Linked DNA regions of Mus musculus: region 2 is linked to region 1. A link is a loop called in an ENCODE intact Hi-C map of the cell type or tissue named here. Cell type or tissue: left cerebral cortex. All regions are shown on one strand.

Region 1 (8,000 bases):
GAATTCTAAGCCCTAATGAGGAAGCAGATAGTGTTATTTTGCTAAATGACATAATGTGCCTGTCAAATTATGACATTAAAGTGAGTCCAGGATTGCCTTCTAAAGAACTATTTGTGCCTATACACTAGTGGTGATGTCAGTTTTGGTCAGAAAAGCTTTTTGCAGAAGTTGCTGGTAAGAGATTCACAAATGGCTAACCTACAGAGAATAAATGACTGTTGAATACCTAGTTATGAGTGGTAACTATATACAACCTCCAGGGCTCAGAAAATGTTGTGGGAAAAGGGGTGAGAAAAATGTAAGAGCCAGAGAAAAGTAGGGGGAGAGTGTAGAGTGCTGACTCCTGGGCATGCCATGGCATGGCTGCTTTTGAACTCACACAGTTGTGAGTACCTGTCAACACTGAGCCGTGGAAGGAGGATGATTTATACAGAATCAATAGTTCATGGAGATTCAATGGTATAGCTAGCTATTGGTAAGTTGTACGTCTTCCTATAATAGGCTACCATTGTGCTGCTATAAACAGCCCTAATGTGATTCTTTAAGTTAAAAAAAAACCTACAAGGCACCAACCACAGATAAGAAAGTGTGAAAACACCAGAGGATAAGTCCCTCAAAACAGGCATGAGCACATCATGGAGAACTGAAAGGAAGCCAAAGGCCAAAAGAGCAGTTAAAAAAAGGGAGAGAAAGCACAGCACATAGCAGAACAGTGGTAACTATCCAGGTAAACAAATAGACAAATTGCCCCTGTGTTTGCTTTCAAGTAAAAGCAACACCGGAAGAAAAAGTGTGTAATGGGGTTCTTGGGTGTTTTTTGAGGTTAAGATAATTCATTTTCTTTCCTTTTTATATTTTAATTCCGCTGGCCTCTGGTGTGTTTTCATTTTCCCCCAAAGATTTGGAGTACACTGTGTCAGTATATGTTTAAGTGCCTACTATAAGGCATTGTTCTTTAGCCAGGTGGTGAGTGTAAAAGCCTTTAATCCCAGTGAGTCCAGGATAGCCAGGGCTACACAGGAGAAAGTTTGTCGTGAAAAACAAACAAAAACAACAAAATAAAAAAGAAAAGGCATTGTTCTTTGGCACTGTGTTTTCAATTATAGCACTTCCATTTTTTTTTTATGATTTCTATTTCTTTGTAAAATTCTCACATGCTGTCTGCCTTTTCCATCGGAGCCTTTGCTGAATTCACACTGCTTTATGTTCCTTGGCTATTCCAAAATGTAGGTCATGGGTCTGGGCCTGATGCTTGTGTTGTTTTTACAAGGTGTGTTTTTATTGCTACCTTTAGTATATTTGCTAAATTTTTGTTCAAAGAGGTATGTGTTTTTTATAATAAAATACTGAGGAAAATAACTGGATATATTGACCTCAACTTCATGTCTATTTGTGGGAATTTCTCTACTAGAGTGGGGATTTGTGTCATTCTATTTAGTGTTTGGCTATGTTTACTACTGCTGTGGGCTACTGAATTTGACATTCATTGTTGCCATGGTAACCAAAGATTTCCCTTTTTTTTTTTCTTAGTAATCTTTGTTCCCTGTGAGTCTGCCTTTCTTTTTGTGCCTTTTCTCAAAATACCATTGTTGTCTAGCTTTCTCAGTTGTGTTCCATTGTTATTTGTATTTAGATTGATGTTGGTAGTAGAGGGTCAGGAGAGGTTTGTGATGTTCTAGTGAAGCCTCAGATTTGTGCAGAACCTGGTTCTAGGGATGTAGTCATCACAGGACTAAACAATACCCCCTTTGTTTTTCCATGACATTAGTGGGTATCCAGCAAGTGACTTTTAAACTATACTTAGATATTGCTGTGAGGTAGTACAGCTCTCCTAATTTGTTTTTGTGGTTTTTCTGTAGTTTTTACTTTTTATTTTGTGTTGTCCTGTTTTATAAGTGAGTTTTGTAAGTAACAAAATCTTTTCATTAATACTTTCTGTCATTTGGTACTTTAATACTTAATATGTGTCACACCTGTTCGGTAATCTTCCTTTCTCCCGTTTTGATGGTTTTTATGTTTAAATTCTGTTTTCATTTTGTACCAGTGTAGTGGATCTCTTGCTGGACTAATGGAATAACTAGTCACCCGTTCCTCATTCAAGAATGAAATCGTTTATGTATATAAAATACTGTTCACATTTAGTTTTAATGGTAGCATTAATTAGCAGTTTTCTATCTCTTTGGTAGTAGATTGTGGTATACCTATTCCTTTGGCCATAAAAGATTAATGGATCATGCTAGTTTTTTTTTAAAGTATTTCCTTAAAATATCCTCAGCCTAACCCAGGAGTTTACAACTGTAAACTTTATTTTTCCTGTGTTACTTATCTTGTATGAACCATGTTAAGCCAGGTGATTATTCAGGTTAAACTAAGCATATATTAAAAGAGTGAAAAACTACAAGGAGTAGAAGAAACTAATTTTTAAATTTTTACTGAAAGGGGAGAATTTCAACACTGTAAATAAAACTGTGACAAAGAAACAATAGTCATAATAGAATGTTTACTGAGAACTTTATGCAAAGGGATCAAGAAGATAAGAGTTGGATATTAAATATTTTGTCTACCATGTGTACTGGTCACTCTCTGTTGCTGTGGCAAGTGTTTGACAGATGCAGGGAAGAAATATTTATTGAGACCTGATTTCTAATGGTGACTGTAATATTTTTGTTTTTCAAGACAGCATTTCTTTGTATAACAGCCCTTTCTGTCCTGGAACTCACTCTCCCCCTCCCCCTCCCCCTCCAGTTTCCACTCCCCCTCCCTCCCTACCTCTGTGTGTGTGTGTGTGTGTGTGTGTGTGTGTGTGTACACTCTTGAGCACATGTACGTACATGTTCATGTTACTATGGGGATGGGTGTATGTGCTATGGAGGTTAGTGGCTAGGAGTCTAGGTGCCATCCACTTTTTTTAAGACAGGCTCTCCCACTGTTACCAACTTGCCTGGCTAGCAAGCCTCAGGGATCCACCTGTCTTTACCTCCCTAATGGTGCTGGGACTACAAGTGTAAATGTATCACACCTAACTTTTTTTTTTCTTTTGGAATAACTTTGGGTTTTCTTGTTTTATTTTATAGATTTATTTTTTATATATAGTGTTTTACCTGCATGTATATCTGCAGGCCAGAAGAGGGCACCAGATCTCATTATAAATGCTTATGAGCCACCATTTGGTTTCTGGGAATTGAACTCAGGGCCTCTGGAAGAGCAGTGTGCAGACACTGCTCTTAACTTCTGAGCCATCTCTCCAGCCCCAACACCTGGCTTTTTATGTGGGTTCTGGTTTTCGTGCTTTACTGTCTCTTCTGTTTCTTGTTTAGCTCTCAATCTATTGCTTTGTGCAGTTTTACACATCTTGTTTTCTGTGAGTTCCCTGAGAGTAAATTTGAATTTGGCCTCTATAATGTTGAGTACATAACATATTTCTATGATACTTCTCTAAATACATTGTCTGTAGTGATGGCTATTAGAAGCTAGTTTTCCAGGGAATTTTCAATTTGATGCATTTCAAATCTCAGTTGAACATAGTAAATAGATTTTATAATTAGCTTCCCTTTTCCTTCCTTTCTCTACACTCCCAGTTTTTGAGATAGGCTCTCCCCGTGTACTCCAGGCTGGCCTGGAGTTTGCTAGGTGTCCCAGGCCAGCTCAGTTTGTGATCTTCATAAGTTCTGGAGTCATAAGTGTTAGGCCACTATGCCTGGCTTTAGAATTGCCTTTAATGAAAGCTTACAGATGTTTGTGACAAAAAGTACTTGAAAAAATGTTTATGAAGTTGTGCTTTTCTATGCATCTTTTAAATTTTCATGTTCAAGGCTATAGCTGATACGGTATCTGTTTGTTATTCAGAATGATCATATTAAAATAGTTATTTGTAACCTGTGACACCCTCCACCCACCCACTCATGTGTAGCTCTGGCTAACCTGGGACTTGCCACGTAGACTCGATTGGCCAGAAATTGGCAGTTTCTGCCTGTAGACTACTAGGAGTAAAGAAAGACGTATACCATTACACTTGGCTTTTTTCTTTTTTCAGTGTTGTTAATTTATATTTGTTTACAAAGTATCTTCTTTCTTGATTACAATTTTTGTTTTACTTTTTAAAAGTGAGAAGATGCTGATAAAAACTAAAAAAATGATTCCACCCCTTCCTACTAGTAGAACATAAAATTTTAATATTTCCCGTGCATTCAACCTTTCCTTGTCTGTCTGTAAAAGGTGAGCTCCCAGCTAAGTTTCACTTCGTTCTTATGCTTGCTTTTCAGCTTCTCCTAAAAGGACATCAGTGCCCCAAGTACGTGCTTGAGGGAGAGCAATGAAGGCAAGTACCCAAGTTTTCATGACCTATGAATGAAAATAACTCAATGCCAAAAGCTTTGGCTACCATGTACAAAACAAAAAAGTTGGCAAGAGAAAGGAATAAAAAAAAATGTATATATAATTTAGAATGGCTTTGTGGAGGACCCTTTTAAATATTTGTTGAATTTTACAAAGCAATTTTCTACTTTATTTCTAATATTAATTCAAAGCAACTTGTTTTCTTAGTGTGCATTTACCAAATACTGTGTGCTAAGCAAAACTGTGGTAGAAAAATGAATTGTGGGAAATTCTAAGAATTGACTGAAATGACCAGAAATGTCTGGTGTGTTCATGGCTGCTTCTTACTCTTTTCTCCATATTTCATCTCTCTTCTGTCATGTCATTTTGCTCTTTTCCTTTTCCCATTTACTGTAAGAATGTGACACTTTAAAGATAATGAACAAAAGAAAAGCCAAATTCCTGTCTTATCAGAGTATAGCTAGCTTCTTGTATATGTAAAGCCGGGAATATAAATGTAATTTTGACTCTTTTCATAAACTAATTAACAGCTACTAACGAATTACTATTTTAGAGAAGAAAATGACAGAGCATTCAAAAGTGTTTTGAGATAACTGAGTTTCATGAGTGCTGACATTCTTACCATCAGCATTTGCAGTTATGGCAGTGTTATGTTATTGTCTTTGGTTATTTTGTTATCATACTTGGTTCACATACCTTGATCCGAGGACTTTAGAGATTTCTGTACACGGGCTGGAGGAGCCTTCACAATTTTGACCATGTTCTATGTGTGTGATGTCACAGTAAATAATAGCTGTTCCACTTGCCAGGTTACATCTATCAGAAGTGGGTAATCACAACTTACTGATCACAGCTTAGCTTGAGTGTATTTCGGGCTGCCTGCTCCACAAGCCTGTGCTAAGTAGCGTAATTAAAATAAGTCTTGCTCTTAGAAGTCTTGAGATACATTCTCTCATCTTTATAGCTGTGCCTAAGAGCCTTCCCTAGGGATGGCAGCATCTCTTTGTAGTCAACCATTTCAGCTTTAAAATACAAAAAAGCCAATGTACAAATACTAGTGAAACCTCACATGAAGTTAACTGACATTTGAAATGTACTATATTCTCCAAGTTTTTAGATAGGAAGCAGACAGATGGTTGATTAGCTCTCCATTCTGCCCAAAGAAAGGTGTGCTAAGTAGTCAATTCCTATAATACTTAATGTGTGAGATAAGTAGTAGTTCATTTAGTTCCTTAGTTACCTTAGTAACATTCTTTTATTCGCAGTATCTTTTAGTCGGACGGGGTAAACTGGCTTTATTTTATTTATAACAATAACCAGATCAGTTGTACAGTGTAGCTAATATAGTATAAAATGAGGAGGATCACAAACTACCTCCCGTCGCCCTTACTTTGATATCCTCCCGTATTCTCAGTCTCAGCAGCCCAGTATGAGAATAATTTGACAGACGTACACTGTCACTCGTGCTGGTTTGTTGATCACACAGCCTTTTAGCCTAAGATTAATACAATTCAGTAACTTAGTTTGCGAGGCAAACTTACGAGGGAAGGTCAGGATAATTAAACATGCATACTGTTGGCAAAAGTAGCCCATAGAATGTCCCAGAAAGTTGCACTAAATCTTAGCCAATAAGTTTTTTCTCTTTGTGGTCCCAAAGGGAGACTAACAAACCAATGTAAATGTAGACTTAGGAAAGGGGTAGGGGTGCAGGACACGGAGCTTCCCCACTCAAACAGCTGCTTTCAGTTGCCTCCTTCCGGAATGAAGAAACACATGGTGTTTAGAAAGTAGAAACGTACTGGTGAGAGATGAGCATTTTTAACCCCATCACTCTGTCTTTTTGAGTCATGAAGAGTCAGCAGATAAGGAAATAGGTTTGAAAGAATGGGGACCATGGAGCACAGGGCCAGTGTCCATGTCCTATGGTGAAAAGTCCTGAGAATAGTCACCCGGAATTGTGAGTGGATTTGTGTTTCCTGTCCCTCGGCATATGTTTAGCCCATGTTGACAGTGGGCTCATTTATGCTTTCTGTTTTGCCACTTGGTGGCAGCAGGACTCATACCACAGAACAGGAGCCTGCAGTGCTTAACTGGCAATGGCCGATTGTGTTCAGGTACTCATTGTAATGTAGGCATTTTTAAAGTCTTCTAAACAACAACAAAAATTGAGAGAAAATACGCAAAACCTCCTGCATCATGTTTTGTCCTCTGTAGTAACTTCTATGCATTTCTACAATTTTATATATTTGCACAAACTCAATAAAAATAAAACACTTTATTAAAAAAAGAGATCTGATCCCAGTCCATCCACCCCTTCCCTCTGCATGTGATTTCAGTAACCATGACAGCTATGCTCTTAGTTTCAGCTTCCTTTTCCTATGTTTAATACTGGCTTGTGGCAGCTATTTGGCCTTTAACCTTTTGTTTTTCTCTGTTGTTTGATTGCACCTATTTACTGTTCTACGTCTTTGTTTTTGAGTTTATATAAATAGATAGGAATCTTCTGTCAAGAATACTGTTGAAAGAATCTCTTTTCTGTTTTCTTGTTCTTTTTTTTTAAATCAGTGTCACTGTATGGCCCTGACTGGCTTAGAACTTGCTGTATATTTAGTGTAGATTGACCTTGAACTCTCCATCTTCCTGTGTTAGTCTCCTGAGAGCTAGAATTACAGGTACACAACACACACACACACACACACACACACACTCACTCACTCACTCACTCACTCACTCACACAGCCTCCTTCAAATCTCCCTTTTGACAGTTGCTATTGAGCAAAACTTTGTTCTCTCTGAAGAGTGACCTGTCTGAACTACTCATTTATTGGGGCCAAAAAGGGGTTTTGTTTTTTTGGGGTTTTTTTTTTGATTTATTTATTATTATATCTAATATCTAAGTACACTGTAGCTGTCTTCAGATACACCAGAAGAGGGCATCAGATCGAATTACAGATGGTTGTGAGCCACCATGTATGTGGTTGCTGGGATTTGAACTCAGGACCTTCGGAAGAGCAGTCGGTGCTCTTAACCACTGAGCCATCTCTCCAGCCCTGGTTTTTTTTTTTTTTTTTCCTTCAGCAAGAATTTAATTTACAAGATTTTTCTTTGCTTTGGCCTCCCAAAAGAACATACTCGTCACCTCTAATTACCATTGAGCTTGATGAATATAGATGGATGGTAGCAAAAGGTTTCGAATTTTTACTAAAATCCATGTAGATTGGGATATTTATCTCTCACTCTCCTCTGAATTTGCTGAGTTTCAGCATGTTGATACTCAGTCATGATTATAAAAAAAAAAAAAACAACAGAATTTAATTGCCTTAGAATGACTAAACATACATGATCTGTTCTCTTGGTTTTCTAAGCAGTGGCTAGTTGTCCTGCCTACTGCTAATAGGGAGTCTATTCCAAGATGGCCCCTTAGTATCCTTCTTTATATTGAAACTTGTAAAGGATCTTAAAAAAATGTTATTTTCATTTTCTGTGTCCTTGTTCTGGGCTTTTTATTTTAGAAAATAACATAACCATTATCTGAAAAATTATCTTTTAATCTTCTGATTAAAGATTGCTTAATTATAATACTGTTTGGCTAGCTGCATGGTTTTTTTGTTTGTTTTCTTTTAACTGTAGTGTTTCTATATTTCTGCATGGATATATGATACAAG
Region 2 (8,000 bases), 55 kb before region 1:
GTACCGGGCACATGGGGTGTGCATCTGTAGACTCTGAGGTGGGAGAGGAAAAACTTGCATAATAGTTAGAAATTCAGAATTATAAGCATATGGTAAATTTCTTGACTCTATGGAAATAGTTTTTCACAGGGTTTTTGTAGTGTTTTGCCTTTGAGTGGTTTTGCCTGCGTGTATGTATTGCAACATGTGCATACAGTGCCCTCAGAGGTCAGAAGGTGCCAGATTCCCTGGAACTGAAGTTACAGATGGTTGTGAAGTGCCACATGGGGTTGGGAGTTAAACTCAAATCCTCGGCAAGAGCAACACATGCTCTTAATCCCTAAGCCATTTCTGAAGCACAACCCCACCCCCAATTTTTATTTTTTGATTATTATTATTATTGTGTATGCATACAGCTGACTGCATGTGTAGAGGGAGGTCAGATACAACTTTTAGGAGTTAGTTCTCTTCTTCCAAGATAAATAATAAAATAGTTAATCCTTTCTTTGTAACCACAAACTGCTGCCTGCCAGTAAGAGAAGCTGGCTGCGAAAACTACCTTGCTTGCTCACATTTGTTGATCTATAACAACTTGCTTCTTTACGAATGTACATGGGTCCTTAGGAATAATTTATTTACCTGCACTACATAATGTTATTTCTTCTAAAGGTATAGGGGAACATACTGTTTTATCATAGTCAGTCACTAGAAAGAAAATAGAATGTAATCGCATCATAATTTTATATTGCTTGAAAATTTTGCAAGGATATAAACTATGGTAGAAAAATAAAGTTGTTGGAACTTTGTTCCATCTATCAAATCTGTATATATGTATACGTGTAAAGCTTGTGTTAGTGTGTGTCAGAGCTTGCTCCACCCAGCATGTATGTGTGTATATGTGTATGTATGTACATGAGAAATGTTTGGAGCCTGCTTTTTGGAACTTTGTTCCATCCACCCACCAGGAATGTGTGCGCATGTGTGTGTGTGTGTGTGTGTGTAATGCTTGGAGCCTGCTTGTTGGAGCTTTGCTCCATCTATTCAATGTGTGTGAGTATACATGTCTGTCCATCTATCTGTCTGTAGGTTTGCACGCATGCATGCATGCATGCATGCATATATGTATGAAGTTATTGGAGTCTGCCTTTTGCTTCATCCACTCTGTCTCTGTGTGTGTGTGTGTGTGTGTGTGTGTGTGTGTGTGAATTTTCTCTCCTTTTCTTTTTCACCAGACCCTAAGAGTTAAAAGAGTTCAGAGTCTTTCACTGGCCATAGGTAGTGACAGCCTCAGTGAATGAAGCTTTGTTCCCTCAGAGAAAAGAAGTCAGCTGAGTAGTTTCTCTAATCACTGGCTGTGACAGGCAGCAGCCTCCATCAGTCGCTGTCTGGACCAACCCATGAGCTCCTTTTAGCGCTGTTTTCAGCCCTGACCCCATCACTGATGCCATGCCTCGCTGCCTGCCTCAGTTTACTTTAGGTGTCAAAGCTGGTCTTTGACATATCTTAAAGTCCAGTTCTAAGAAATATAATGCCCTCTTCTGGCCTCTGCAGGCACCAGGCATGCACAGGGTGCACATACATATGTGCAGGCAAACATTCATACATTCGAACAAAATCTTCTTATAAAATTACCCAGAGTAGTGTTCACAGATTTTGCAGTGATTTAGTGAAAGTTCTGACATATGTGAGCAACAACTTAAGTCTTTAGTCTCTCCATGTTTATTTCCTATAGAAAGTATTATTAAATAACATTTGTTAGTCAACTTTGACTATACTTTTTTTTTTTTTTTAGACAAAATCTCACTAGTAAACTAGACTGGCCTTAAATTCCCTAAGATCTGCTTGCCTCTGCTTTCTTAATGCTGAGATTAAAGGCATATGCCACCAACGCAAGCTAACAGTGGTTTCTGAATGGTACTGCGCATGTGAAATGTTTGAGGGTTAGCAGCACTACTTGGCAAGGATTCAGAGGTGTCTTTGTTGAAGTGGGCGTGGCCTTATTGGAGGAAGTCTGTCTGCTACCTGCTTTGCTGATAGGGTACTAAACCTTGGAAACAGTAAGCAAACCTAAATTAAATACTTTCTTTTCTTAGAATTGTTTTGGTCCCTTTTCCCTTTCTGCCACCGCCATGCCATCCGGACTGAGGAAGACCCGGAAACTCCGAGGCCACGTGAGCCACGGCCGCATCCGTAAGCACCGCAAGCACCCAGGCGGCCGCGGGAATGCTGGAGGCAGGCATCACCGCAGGATCAACTTTGACACATATCACCCAGGTTGCTTTGGGAAAGTTGGTATGAGGCATTACCACTTGAAGAGGAACCAGAGCTTCTGCCCAACAGTCAACCTGGATAAACTGTGGACATTGGTCAGCGAGCAGACGCGGGTCAATGCAGCAAAAAACAGGACTGTAGCTGCTCCCATCATTGATGTTGTTCGATCAGGCTACTACAAAGTTCTGGGCAAGGGAAAGCTCCCTAAGCAACCTGTCATCGTGAAGGCCAAATTCTTCAGCAGAAGAGCTGAGGAGAAGATTAAGGGTGTTGGAGATGCCTGTGTTCTGGTGGCTTAAAAGCCACACCGGAGGTTAATTAAATGCTAACATTTTCAAAAAAAAAAAAAAGAATTGTTTTGGTGTCTCTTCATTAAGACATTTAGCTTTTTATTTCTTTTCTTTTGCTTTTAAAAATTAAGTATGGCTAAGGAGAGAAGTATAACAGGTAGGTTACCAGTCTTTAATTTTAGCTACTCAAATGACAGTGTGGATACTGTAGTTTGAATCTGCAAATCCCTAGATGAGTAAAATGTTACCTTTTGTTGGTTAATGGCCATTTTTACATCTTGTGAAATACTTACCAAAGCTTTTTGCCTACTGTTTTATTGGGTTGTTTGTCCTATTATTTCGGGCAGAGGAGGTAACTGTGTAGTTTAGCACTTACTTAGCAGGCCAGTTCAATCCTCAGCCCTGAAAGAAAAGGCCTTACATCTCCTAGACTAGACAAGACTTTCATTGGATATACTCTACTTCTGAGTTCATTTATCATCAGTAATTTGCTTTTTTAATTACTCAAATGTTTATAAACAACATGAATTTTGATAAAATTTAACTTATCAAATAATGTCATGGTTCATGACTTTAAAATAAATCTTTGCCTAACTCAGGGATACAAAGACTTTTCTGTATTTTCTTCTTTCTTTTCAGTCTTATCTTTAGGTTTATCACCCATTTTTTAAAATCAGCTTATTATTATTATTTTTTACAATGGCATACATGCTTAGCCTTCATTTTCTGATCATTTTCCTTGGTGGCTTTATTCATGCTGCCCCTTACATGTGCAAGCTCATCCTCACCACCCTCCAATCTGAGTCAACCCTGCCACCTCCTTCTCCTTCACCTTTCCTTTAATTTATCAAAATGTATATCCATTTTACTCCCAATGTTTTTCTCTATGAGCACACTGCGTCCTTGCTTTCACCATCTTGCCAGTTGCTTCCTGAATGACCTCCCTCACCCAGGCCACTTTTCACATGGCTGCATAATAATTTAAAATCAGACATAATAATCAAGTTCCTAGCCCTGCAACCACGGCTGAAGAAAAGCTCAAAGGCTTCCTGAAACTCTCAGAAGTCCCAAACCTTTTTTATCTACCTCTTTTCACGTGCAGTCTAGGTCCTGACTGCAGCACCCTGACCAGTAGCCCCTTAGCTCCCCTTCTGGCCAGGCCGTGTCCTCACCCCAGTGCACTCTTTGCAACTTAAGGATTGTTAAATTGGACTGTAGCTCCATCATCCCCAACTACATTTCGCCCATTTGGTCTCCATCAGCTTTCAAACTTCACGAGCCAATGGACTCTGTTTATTACCGTTTTCCACTCACAGATCCTCCAATACCGGAAGAAGCTTTGCCATCTTAGTGACGGACGACTGAGTTAGAGACATCCCGATAATTAAAGAGATGAGCTACTAGGGGTTTTGTCATTGACCTAAAGCCAGTCCCTAGTTGGAAGGCCCTGGGAGTCAAGGTAGAGAGAATTGTGCGACTCGGAGGAGTGGGTCCCAGAAATTAGCTTTAGCCTGTTTAGCAGGACAGCTGGCCTGAGTTACTGAGGCTCTGAGGGCACCCGAAAAGCAGAGAAAGGGGCTGAGGATACGTGGGGTCCAGAGGTGGAAGAGCCGAGAAGCTGAAGAGCCCACGGTCCGAGGGGTTGAGAGGCTAAAGAACGACAAGCCGAGGAGTCGAAGAGCCGAGATGCTGAAATGCTTCAGCGTCTGAACTGCAGGAACGGTCAGGAAAAACTCTGGCGGAGGATGCCGCACCACCTGCAGCGCCTCCGCTTACTTGACCTGCGCCCGCGTGGGGGGGTGGGCCTGAGGCGTGGCTACACCTCTGGGTCGGGTCACGCCCCCACGGCGTGCGCGGTCCCGCTCGGCACCGCCTTGCGCATGCGCTGTCGGCGGGAGGCGGAGGTTGTGGGCGGCTGTGGCGACGGGGTGCGCGTTCTCGTTCTAGCTGTCGTTCCCTCGCGCTGGTTCGCGCTCGCGCGCCGGGGCCGTGGCAGCGGCGGCGGAGGCGGCGGCGGCAGCGGCTGAGGCGGCGCGGGGGGCGGGCCGGGAGGGGGGGGTGGTCGGGGTGGGGATGGACCGGGCGCGGCGGCGGCAGCTGCAGGAGCCGGCGCTGGAGACCGAGCCGCGGCGCTGGCGGAGACGCCGGCTGTCCGTCGTCTCTCCACCGGTGAGTAGGACTGGCCCAGGCCGTGGGTGGGGACGGGCGATCTCTTTAGCGCGGCCCGTCGCGGTCGCGGGGCCTCCTCGAGGCCTGGCGCGGATCGGACCTCTGGTCGCTCTGGCGGCGCCGAAGCCCCGGGCCTCCGGCCGGACCCCGCGTCTCCGGGCCTTCTGCCTGTCATTGGGACAACCCCCGCCCCCGCCCCCGCTCGGGCACTCTCCCCCGCTCTCCTTTGGGCAGAGCTGAGCGAGGGGCGTGTGAGGACTCGCGCCCAGGCCCAAGGCCTCCTGGCTAGCCGAGGTCTGAGAGTCCTCCCTCGTCCGGCCCTGCGGTACCCATAAGTTGGCCACCGAAAGTCAGCCCTTGCCACCTGAAACCAGTCTTGCACCTTTTGTTTTGATTTTGAACTCGTGGTTTAACTTGGAGGAGGAAACCCGCTGTCCTGCGAAGAATAGGTGAGATGGGAGTCTAGGTGGTTAGGATGCCCTTTATTAACCCTTTTTGTGGAGAGCAGGGGGCCCGCAGTGAGATGCATTTCGCTACAAAACCTGAGATTTCAGCCTCAGCCAAAGTGTGGACGGTGTTGGTCCAGTGATTCAGTGTCTGTCCCACTCCATCCCTGGACAGCGTTGATGGAGGTTCCCCTACTGGATCTGCTGCTGGGGCTTCTGGAGGTAGCCCACTTGAGCTCTTGGAGAATATCTCTCTGTGCTCTGGTGTCACGTTTTACCTTAGTCTTCATAGATCATAACCAATGTCCAGGCTTAGGTTTTATTGGAAAAAAAAAAAAAACGACTACCATGCACCCCTTCTAAAATGGTTGTTGTCATAGCCTGACATAGTTGTCAAAAGATCCATGTGCACATGCGTCCCTGGAATTCCTAAATTGGCTTTTCTTTTAAGGAAAAAAGAAAAATAGAAAGAAAACAAACACAGTAAAAACCCCAAGATTGAAAAAGCAGGTAACAACTTTAGAATATAGCACAAGTTTGATTTGTTCCTCTCCCTGTCCTGTATCTTAAATTTTAGAAATTAAACTAAACCTTTGTCTTTGAGTGTATAGAATTTGCATAAAGAAATTGTCACAAAGCTTGGAGGAAAACCTTAATAGAAATGGTAAGATATAAAATCCTCCAGGACCTGGGGTCTTACCCCCCAACTTTCATTTACAGATTGAGACTGAAATTGTGAGTGGGTGGTAGTTTTATCAGTGTCTCGTAACAGAGATACTTAGAGGTGGGATTTTAGATCAACAGTACCTTGCCCTCCACCAACAGAATTGGTTGTGTTTTTTGAACTTACACACCCACTCTCTGGCTAGTAGAGAAAGATTAAAAAGCTGCTTCTGGTTTGTGGGTGGTAACCTTTTAATTTCTAAAGAATTCTCATCTGCTTACAGACTAGATAGTTGATGAGCCCCATAGGAAAATTCTAGATATTAAAAATTCATTAGCACATGATCTAGATATCTTGTCATTATGGACGCTTATTAAAGACTTGACGGGATATCAGTACCATGTACTCTGTATAGGAAATGAGATTTCTCAGAGTATTTGCATCTTAAGATAAACAGAAGCACAAACAGTGACAGTGTTATGTCACCTCTCAGTTGTTGAGTCTTTCATGAGCATAAACCTCTTGGAGTTTCAGTGTCTTGGACTAGTTGGTGAACACCAGCAATTTGAACTGTTTGGTTCATCTCTACTGGAATGATAGCCCTTTTCTATAGGAGAAAGCATAAACCCAAGAACATTTATGAACCATTCACTCATTCACCAGATATTTACTGAGCCTTTACTCTGGCCCAGAATTCTTTTTAGATTATAATAAAGGAACAGAACAAGGCTTCTGCCTCAGTGAGCTGCATTCTGGGTGTGGAGCAGAGGCATAGACAACAAATAAGCAGGCATGACCATTTCAGTGACTAGAGGACAGCAGGCAGTAAGCGCTTTGGGTTTGTTGTTTGTTTGTTTGTGAAGAAGAAAGTAAATATTTTAGCTTTGAGGCACACAGCCTCTGTTGTAGCCATGCAGTTATTGTTTCAGTATGTGCAGCAACAGACAGAAAGTAAACTGGCATGTCTATTTTCCAGTTAAACTTAGACCCTGAAGTTTGAATTTTCACATATCATGAAATGCTCGTCCTTTCCTCTTTCAACCATGTAAACATGTAAAACTAATCTTGGTTTACAAGCCACTTAGAAACCTGGGGCAAGCTGAAACTAGATTTCTATAGAAAAAGTTTGCAGGTCCCTAATGAGGATTATGATAAAAACAAACAAACAACAAACAAAACAAAGAAAACACTAGTGTGACAAGTAACTAGGGGCTAGGTGGAGGGTTGCTGAGAGAAGCCTTGCTAGGGAGAACTTGAATTATGGCCTGAAAGATGGAAGAGCTTTTCTGACAGGTGGAAGTGTGAAGAAATGACCATGTTCCTTGCATCGAAGTCCCCATACACCATGCTCTTCTTGCTTTTGTGCCTGTATGTATGTATGTATGTATGTACTCCATGTATAGCATGGCATGTGTGTGGAGGTCAGAGGAGGCTTAGCAGTAAGCACCTTTATTCACTAAGCCATTTCACTGGCCCAACCTTTGGGTCTTTTCATCCTGTTATATTCCACTAGTTTATTGCTGTTCCCCATCAATTGTAAAAAATCTTGTTAAAGAATTTTTTTTGTTTTTGTGTTTTTGAGACAGGGTTTCTCTGTATAGCTCTGGCTGTCCTGGAACTCACTCTGTAGACCAGGCTGGCATCGAACTCAGAAATCTGCCTGCCTCTGCCTCCCGAGTGCTGGGACTAAAGGCATGCACCACCACACCCGGCTGAGATTTTTTTTTTTTTTTGAGTCAGGGTTTCTCTCTGTAGCCCTTGCTATTCTAGAGCTATGTAGACCAAGCTGGCCTTGAAGAGCTCAGAGCTTCTGTCTGTTCACCACCATGCCTAGTTATTATAAAATCTTACAAGTTAAAAAAAAATAATTCTCACGTAGTTGCTTTCTTTAAATGTTCAGAGTGGTTTTCTAGCCTATATATGAACAGCTTTAATGATAAAAAAATTCATGACTTCCAGGTAGTCTATGCTGTTATAAATGTAACTATTACAATATTCGTTCTGTGAGATTGATCTTTTTACCTGGGAGGGAACCTGCAGGTGGTTGTACCTCATTCCAGGCTTAGGCTTCAACATTGGTGTGTGGACAAAAATCACTCACATAGAGTGCAAACTGTACTTGACAACCCTTTAAACTGCTCAGAAAATAGTGTGCATTTTTTGTATATATAATCATTTAGA

Evidence for each region. A loop is a pair of places that touch in the nucleus more often than their neighbours do. Peaks named below come from ENCODE experiments on the same cell type or tissue, not always from the same donor. Only the 100,000 strongest peaks of a DNase experiment are listed, where the experiment ranks them.
Region 2: it touches region 1 in a loop (2.2-fold over the local background); 8 of 42 quality-filtered maps call a loop at or near these places.

What each region holds. Positions count from the first base shown.
Region 1 is chr6:116,134,513-116,142,512 of GRCm38, reverse strand. Tmcc1 (transmembrane and coiled coil domains 1) reads left to right here. Exons shown (of 6, transcript NM_177412.1): 2 at 4,263-4,318. Among named protein-coding and RNA genes, the nearest start is that of Tmcc1, 55 kb to the left of the region's middle. In left cerebral cortex, CTCF peaks have their summits at 3,119 (motif pointing right), 6,373 (motif pointing right) and 7,265 (motif pointing right); DNase peaks (open chromatin) are centred at 3,138 and 6,387; H3K27ac peaks cover 872 bases.
Region 2 is chr6:116,189,967-116,197,966 of GRCm38, reverse strand. It overlaps Tmcc1 (transmembrane and coiled coil domains 1), which reads left to right and starts at 4,593. Exons shown (of 6, transcript NM_177412.1): 1 at 4,593-4,709. It also overlaps the pseudogene Gm8213. In left cerebral cortex, no CTCF peak of the experiment used is centred here; a DNase peak (open chromatin) is centred at 4,412; H3K4me3 peaks cover 3,215 bases; H3K27ac peaks cover 1,286 bases.